Regions from separate parts of the Homo sapiens genome. Here region 2 is linked to region 1. The links are chromatin contacts, found by Hi-C in ENCODE. All regions are on one chromosome and are shown on one strand. The core of a region is the stretch at or near the end of the contact, and the rest is flanking DNA. Distances in the headings are between cores, read along the strand shown. Region 1 holds the start of GPR183 (G protein-coupled receptor 183). Region 2 overlaps TM9SF2 (transmembrane 9 superfamily member 2).

Evidence for each region. Hi-C counts contacts between places; a loop is a spot of excess contacts on that map. Pooled maps may share reads with other maps.
Region 2: a loop to region 1 is called in a pooled map, with 3 times the contacts of the local background. The contact joins the enhancer-like site here to the promoter of GPR183 in region 1. A Hi-C loop is called at or near these places in 4 of 37 single-sample maps with no recorded cell type and 3 of 50 pooled maps.

The regions. Positions count from the first base shown.
Region 1 is chr13:99,306,049-99,310,124 of GRCh38, forward strand. It overlaps GPR183 (G protein-coupled receptor 183), which reads right to left and starts at 1,351. Exons shown (of 2, transcript NM_004951.5): 1 at 1,292-1,351. The region is part of intron 4 of UBAC2 (UBA domain containing 2); the gene reads left to right.
Region 2 is chr13:99,540,776-99,545,167 of GRCh38, forward strand. TM9SF2 (transmembrane 9 superfamily member 2) reads left to right here. Exons shown (of 17, transcript NM_004800.3): 8 at 1-18; 9 at 784-892; 10 at 3,088-3,220. Among named protein-coding and RNA genes, the nearest start is that of LINC01039, 34 kb to the right of the region's middle. RefSeq lists a silencer at 2,056-2,125 and an enhancer at 2,476-2,535. Within about 2 kb of position 2,161, at least 7 of the 41 ENCODE cell types and tissues checked have a DNase peak (open chromatin) inside an H3K27ac peak, as active enhancers do.

The sequences.
Region 1 (4,076 bases), core at 101-2,600:
CCGTGCCTGGCTAACTTTTATATTTTTAGTAGAGATGGGGTTTCACCATGTTGGCCAGGCTGGTCTCGAACTCCTGATCTCAGGTGATCCGCCTGCCTCGGCCTCCCAAAGTGCTGGGATTACAGGAGTGAGCCACCACACCCAGCCTGATTCAGGGTCTTTATGTAAAATATCCATAACATATCTGTTGGATTCACCCTCTGGTACGTCAGTGGCCAGAGAGATGGGAGAAGAATGATGGGAGACAGTTTTTTAGCACTTATAATGAGAGGCAATGTTGTAAGGACTTGGCAGTAGTAATACTCCCCATTTTACAGGTAAAGCAGCTGAAGCCAGATATTAGGTAACTTGTGTGTGGGGGGGCCACACAGCTTGTAAATTTCATTTGATCCTGATTTCAGAGCCCTTGCTCTTATTACACTATATTGTACTCAGAGTGACACCAAAAAAACAAAATACCACGCCCCCCTCCCCCAACACACACACAAACACACATATATAAAACCCTCACTGCCCTTTAAAGGAAGTCTCTTCACAGCTTCTATTTTGCCAAGTTTCTGTTACCACCATTCCCAACCTGGACATAAATGTTGCCAAAGCACTGCATAGAATTCATTGTGATTTTTTCCCCTCAGGCACATAGAAAAGATACGTTTAGTCTAAGTAAACACAAGTATAAACCACACAACAGACTTTTTTTTCACTTATCTAATTAGTAGTATTTAGCATTTAAAAAGCAAAGATTGGTACTCTTTGCTGGCGGGAGGGTAAATTGGTAAAATGTTTTTGTAGACCAAAAAGTACCGTTTTATATCTAAAGCTTTAGAAAATATACCCTTTGCCCTAGGAATTCTACCCCTGAGATTCTATCCTGAGAAATAATCTTATATTTCTAATAATTCCTATAGCATAGGAATATTCTATATTAAAATAACTTTGTTCCTTTTCCTTCATACTAAGTTATCCTGAAATATTGGCATTATTTGCATAGTTTTGCTTGATACTGTCTTTTGTCATTGTGAGTTTATACAGTAGTACATGAAGTGAGCCCTATTTTTTGACAAAGATATTTCTGGTGGACCCATCGCTTTCAGTCAACTTTATAAGAACTAACTAGACCTACCAGTCAGCAGAGAGAGTAAACTTACATTATTAATATAATTTTTGTTAGAAGTGATGGTAGCTTGTTCTTAAATAGATTGTTTTCCTTTTTACCTTTTACCTTAAAACTTAGGCTTTTAAAGTTTTTCTTTAAAAAGTTTGTTGAAAAAGCAAAAGATCTTGTACTTACATATCAGTGACTCGTTCGGGTCTCTGTGTAGTAGCTGTGAGTAGTTGTCCAAACTGAAGTAAGTTTTAACTGTGGCATGTTGTTTTAAGAGAGGCTGTGCAGACCTCCTTTTATGGTGGTGACTTTTTTTTTCTCTGTCACCCTGTGACTGAGCATGTAATGAGCAGTTAGCCTCGTGTACGTGTGTGCACTTTGTGTTTTTTTTTGTTTTAAATGGGAAGTGAAATTTTTTATAGTGATTAAAAAAAACTATCCAAAAGCCCCTTGGAATTTATGAATTGTTGATATCTGTGGAACTTTATAAATTTTTCTGTAAAGGTTTAAGTATCAAAAAATTCTTTGAAAGAGACTGAAGCAATAAACCTTAACCAAAAAAAAGACCAAGTTACTGATGATTTTATATTGATTTTGCATGTAAAAGTATGGGTTTTTAAATGTTTTAAGGAAAATAGTGTCAACTTTGACAGTGCTTTTTACCTGGAAACTTGGTATCAGGGAGTAGTTTACACATTCCACCTTATCCACAGCTTATGAGAAAGAAACAGGTTTCTGTGGCGTGGGGGTGAGTGACAGTCCAGGATGTGGAGTGGACTGGATTAGTCGCCGTTTTCAGTCGAGAGGCTGCCTGAGTCAGAGGCTGTGTGAGTACTTGAATAACAGGGAAACAGTTGAAGGGAGGCCCATTATAGATAAAATCCAGCCTCTTCAGCACAGGGTGAAAGAGACTCATGCCATTCACCTCATAGTTGTAGTTGACTCAGTTTAAACCAACTAACGTGTCTGTCAGAATGCAGTTTATTTGTAGGCTAAATTACCAGATATGTAGCACTCAGATCAGGAGAGGTGATGTTTACACTTAGTCAGGACTGATCTGGCCATTCCCAGCCACTTCTGGGTGCTGCTTTTTACGAAGACATAGATAACACCTGTGGCAGTGAGGGGCCTGGATAGCAGGTCTTAGGAGAACTGATTAAATAAGCTGGGGATGTGTATGCTTTGTAGGCATAGGGTCATTATCCTTATGCTTGTGGAAACTCTCATAGAAAAGTGTTTACATTGCTTGTGTCAGTCTTCCTAACTCCAGAGACTAGCGGGAGGGTCAGTAAGAAGTTACTGGACATAGCTTTTGGATCAAAAGATGAGAGTCATTCCCAAAAGTTGTGATTATTTTGAAAAATGGAATATGCTGTTTCTTATTTAGATGCTTGAGTAAACTTGATGATTTTGAGGGATGATGTAAACAGAATTGAATCATTTGGTAGGAATTTGTAACTCTGTGATCTCAGAAGCCTTTCTGCTCCAGGATTCTGTAAAAATAGTCGAGTAGCTTTTGCCTCCCACAGATGTCATTAGGTTCTTCTAACGTCTAAAGTGCTGTGAGTATGGAGGAACATTGTCAGACACAAGAAAGAGCATCAAGCAAGTCAGCTGAATTCTTTGGGCCGCCACCTCACTGTGTATAAAATAAAGGTATTGAACTAAATGATCTCCAAGGTAATTCCTAGTACAAAAATTCTATGAGGGGGTAATACAGAGATTTTATGACTTGGTGGATAAACATGACATCATATTCTAGAACTAGTTCATTTAAAACTTAGGCTGCAGAGTACTTGAAGAAGACACTGTTGATAAATTTTTCAGTTTGTTGAAAGACCATTCTGGTGGGGTTTTGCCTGTTAATTTTGAAATAGTTATATTAAGTAAAACATTTTTATATAGTGAAGGACTCAGCTAGTTCAAGTAATTCCTCTGACAAACTGGATCTGTCCTCCCAACCTTCTTTTTTTTTTTTGAGACAGAGTCTCGCTCTCACCAGGCTGGAGTGCAGGGGTGTGCTGTCGGCTCACTGCAACCTCCACCTCCCGGCTTCAAGCAATTCTCCTGCCTCAGCCTCCCGAGTAGCTGGGACTACAGGCATATGCCACCATGCCCAGCTAATTTTTGTATTTTTAGTAGAGACAAGGTTTCACCATGTTGGCCAGGATGGTCTCAATCTCTTGACCTCATGATCTGCCTGCATTGGCCTCCCAAAGTGCTGGGATTACAGGTGTGAGCCACCGTGCCCAGCCCCTTTTTTTTGATATCAGAGTAGTCAGGCAGATGAAGAAGAGGTGATGGGGTCATTATCCTGTAAGAGGCCGCTGAAGCTGTATATTAGATCATTTCATGAGCTCACAAACCTTGTTTTTATTGCTGTTGAAAGTTACCAGGGTTTCTTGAGTTGTGATTGTACTGTAAAAGTAGAGTTGGCCTTTACAGTTTTTTTGTTTGTTTGTTTGGAGACAGGGTCTCACTCTGTTGCCCAGGCTGGAGTGCAGTGGCACGATCTTGGCTCACTGCAACCTCTGCCTCCTGGGCTCAAGTGATCCTCCCACCTCAGCTTCCTAAGTAGCTGGGGCTACAGGCACATGCCACCACGCCCAGCTAATTTTTGTATTTTTTTGTGTGTGTGTGTGGAGACAAGGTCTCATTATGTTGCCCAGGCTGGTCTCAAACTCCTGACCTCAAGCCATCTGCCCACCTTGGCTTCCCAAAGTGCTGGGATTACAGGTATGAGCCACCACATCCAGTGACCTTTTCTATAGAAGAAGTGAAATGGACATTTGCAACCTTAACAAGGTGTCTCTGTTATTTTATGTTTTCTATCGAGTGCGATCATGAATATATAGCAGTAGATGCTCAGTAAATATTAGTGATTTTAAAGGATGAATTAGCAATGGCTCACGCCTGTAATCTCAGCAATTCAGAAGGCTGAGGCAGGAGGATTGCCTGATGCCAGGAGTCT
Region 2 (4,392 bases), core at 911-3,410, 240 kb after region 1:
CCACATTCAGTGGTTTAGGTAAGAGTACAGAGTTAGCCTGCTTTTGCTTTCTACTTTTCTACCCTCTGTCCCTTTGAACATCTCATTTACTCTCAAATCCTCTCTACTTTATTCAAAAGTCTGGCCTTGGGTTCAAATCCTGGCTTTCAGCCACTGATTGTGAGTCACAGCAGGTCCCTTAATTTCTCAGCGTCTGTTTCTTTATCTAGAAATACCCACCTTATGGGATTGTTGTGAGGATTAAAGGACATCATGGGACAGAATATTTGAGGACATTGTCTGGCACATAAGAGTGTTCAGAAACAGAAGCCGCTGTTGTTGCTATGACTTTATTATTATCCCCTTCAAACATGATTCAAAACTTTTATCTAGAGTTGTTCATGTTGCCATAACTCTCCTTTTCCTATTGCTGTCTGATCTTTTTGACACTCACTAATTTACTGAGTAAAGTTGTTCTTCAGTAAATTTCTTGAGGGCACAAGCCAGTCCTTTGTTGTGGCAGTGATTTGGGCACAGTAGTTATTTCATAATATTGACCATGTACCAAAAAATTCTAGTTCTAAACAGACTATGAAACTGTATTATGATAAGTATATAATGTTATTTATCTACTGGAGGGAAACATGAAAGAACACAGTTCATTGAATTTGTTGGATTTCAGATAGCTTTCATTTTGATTTTGATCAAGACTGTTTTAATGTTACTCAATAAACAGTTTTTAAAAGAGTTTTACTGTTCCTAGGATTAAGCTACAGATTACTCATGATGTGCTTATTTCTACAGCATTATGAATTCCCTGGTCATTGTTCTCTTCTTATCTGGAATGGTAGCTATGATTATGTTACGGACACTGCACAAAGATATTGCTAGATATAATCAGATGGACTCTACGGTAAGTGGAAACATTTTAGTCTTTAGTCTGCCAAGGACACTGTTTATTGTTATTTTGCAAAAAGGTAAAATAATAGCTTTAGAATCTGCTTTTAAAACATTCTTCAAAAAACAAAAACAAAAACAAAAAAATTCTTCTCAAAAGTTATCTTGAATTCACATTTTCAAATAAGAAAGTGATACTTAAGAATTAATATTCTTGGCTGGGCGCGGTGGCTCACACCTGTAATCCCAGCACTTTGGGAGGCCGGGGTGGGCGGATCACCTGAGGTCAGGAGTTCAAGACCAGCCTGACCAACATGGTGAAACCCCATCTCTCCTAAAAACACAAAAATTAGCTGGGTGTGGTGGTGGGGACCTGTAGCCCCAGCTACCTCGGGAGGCTGAGGCAGGAGAATTGCTTGAACCCAGGAGGCGGAGGCTGCAGTGAGCCAAGATCGTGCCACTGCACTCCAGCCTGGCAACAGAGCAAGACTCTGTCTCAAAAAAAAAAAAAAAAAATAGAAATGGAGTCAGCACAGCCTTGGGAGCTGACCTGTTCACAGCCTCCTGTGTGGGAATGGACTGGTGCAGCGTGGGGTGTAGGTGCACAGTTACAACTCTGTAAGGTTTCTCCATCCCTGACACATACCTGTTTGTGAAACCACAAAGTTGAATGGAATAACTCCTAAGCAATTTTTATTTGTGTGGTTAATTTTTTAAAATTAATCTTAACAAATTTGTATCATTTCAACCTTTTGATATATTTAAAATAATTGCATGTTCCAGCCTCTTTAGTCTCAAACTTTTTAAGTTGCACAGTGTTACACATTTTCTACTCTTCATTTCATGGCAGCATAATAAAAGAATTTTCACAAGAATCACAGTAATTTGGAATGAATGCAAAAAACTCAGGTTTTTATTGTATTCTCTTCCCCCAGCTTCTTCAGCCTCCTGTCCCCCAACCTCTCTGACCTGTTCTGATTGGGGAAAATATATATGAATATTCATAAGCTTTTAACGTTTGTACTCTATAGTCTCTTTCCTATGATTTTTATTGATTTTATGTCTTATTAAATATTAAAATGATTTTAAAATACTCTGTTTATAATTGGCTGTTCCACATAATTGCTGTTAATGGAGTTTTATCTTAATTTGCACAGCGTTGCCATGTGGAACCAGGCCAGTGGTGACTCTGCTTCCACAACCCTGTCCTACTTCCCATCTCTTAGCACAGCAGTCAGAGTGAAACTGCTCAAACAGAAGTCAGATCATTTCACTCTTGAGCACGGCCCTCCAGGGACTTCTGTTCAGTCAGAGCAAGAGTCAGAGGCTTTACAGTGGCTTCTAAGGCCCCACGTTACCTCAGCACTCTGCTGCACCTGTGCCGGCTACCTTGCTGTTCCTCAGACCAGGCAGACATAGGTTTCCACCTCAGAGCCTTCACGAAGCTCACTGTTTTATCTGCTAAGAAGGTCTGCCCCTCATTTACATGGCTAGTTCCCTTACCTCCCTCCGATCTTTACAAAATGTGATCTTCCCATTGAACCCCTCCCAGCCATCACATATGTTACATCCTGTCCTGCACACACCCATACATCCTGTTTTTCTGTACAGCGCTTATTACCATCTAATGTACAGTATACTTTCCTGACTTATTTTGTTTATTGTCTGCCTTCCCAATGAGATCATGTACTCCTGAGAGTAGGAATTTTTCTGTTACACTCACTGTGGTATCTGGTGTTTTAAACAGAGCCGAGCTTATAGTTGGTGCTCAATGAATGTTTACATCCATGCTTACTGTATTAGCAAAGTAGCTAGAATATGAGAGCTAATGCCATTTGCTTATTGTGGAGATCATTAAGAGTAGGATGAAGAGGATAGAATGTGACTAAAAATCGTCATCAAGTCAGATCACAAAGCTTGACTTAGAGTAGAATTAGGTAGCAATCACATTGTCTTTGTAAAGTTTCTCAATAAGTATATTTGTAGACCTTAATGTCATAAATTTAAGAAACTGACATATAAGACAGTTCAGCAAAGCCATATTAAGCTCCATGAGTCAAGCTGTATTCTTCAAAATTGAAATAGGTACTAACATTTTTAAGTTTAAAAAAAACCTGTTTTCTGTAACAGCATATTCAACAGTGAACAAACTGTCTATAGTTGTCTTGTTGATACCATGAGACAATCGAACTGATTTCATTCCCCTTTTAGGAAGATGCCCAGGAAGAATTTGGCTGGAAACTTGTTCATGGTGATATATTCCGTCCTCCAAGAAAAGGGATGCTGCTATCAGTCTTTCTAGGATCCGGGACACAGATTTTAATTATGACCTTTGTGACTCTATGTAAGTGTTAACTGAAAATTTTCAAGTAGAAAATACTTTCTAAATACAGTAATTGCTTAAAAACCAGTTTTTCTGGCCGGGCATGGTGGCTCATGCCTGTAATCCTAGCACTTTGGGAGGCCAAGGCGGGTGGATGACAAGGTCAGGAGTTTGAGACCAGACTGGCCAATATAGTGAAACCCCGTCTTTCTACTAAAAATACAAAAACTGGGCATGGTGGCAGGTGCCTGTAATCCCAGCTACTTGTGGGGCTGAGGCAGTAGCTTGAACCTGGGAGGCGGAGGTTGTAGTGAACTGAGATTGCGCCACTGCACTCCAGCCTGGGTGACAGTGCAAGACTCCATCTCAAAAAAAAAAACAAAAAACACCACAGTTTTTCTAAGTGGGTAGGTAAGCCAGATTATTTCTGAGCATCCTTTAGGTTCTCAAAATCTAAGTGACTTGGGGCAGGTTTAGTTGCACCCAAAGACTGACTCTTGGTTTCTCCCTTCAGCTCTTCCTAGACCAAGCCTTTGTCAGGGAGGCACTGGGCTGGAGATGAACAGGTCCTTAAGACCATCAGCATCTGAGTCTAAACAGCCCAGAACTGGGACCATTTAGGGTCTCTTTTACCCAGGCATCGTGGGCAGGCACAGTCTGGTTAGGGTTCCAGGATATTCTTGGCTTCCACGGAGGGAGGAGGGTGGGAAAAGAAGGGATGGGGCAGGAAGCACTGTGTAGATCCTTCTCATCTGGGGAGGATTTGGGAAGCAGGATCTCTCTCCTCTAGGGAAAGCGAGTGTGTAGGAAAGACCTTCCTTCCTCCATAAAAAGATTCTCTTCTTTGAGCTACCTCAGCGACTTCAGAAATTGTATTTAAATTTTTGCCAACTAGGACAATTTTTTTTTTTAAATAAATGTTCCTTAGAGGTATTGATAGCCACAGGGATTGTTCTGAAACTACCTCTGGGTATATGTTAATTCCACTGTCTTCCAGTTTCCTTAATTGGAAGATAAAAAAGGTTTATGAATAGAATTTTCTAAATTTTACCTTTATTTAATGTATTTTACTTTATTGATGCCTGCTACTGATAAATAGCAACAAATGAATATACTGGGAGAATTCAGAAACTAACCTTTAATAATTTTTTAGTAAACATTTATTTTTTATGTTTGATTACATATTAAATACA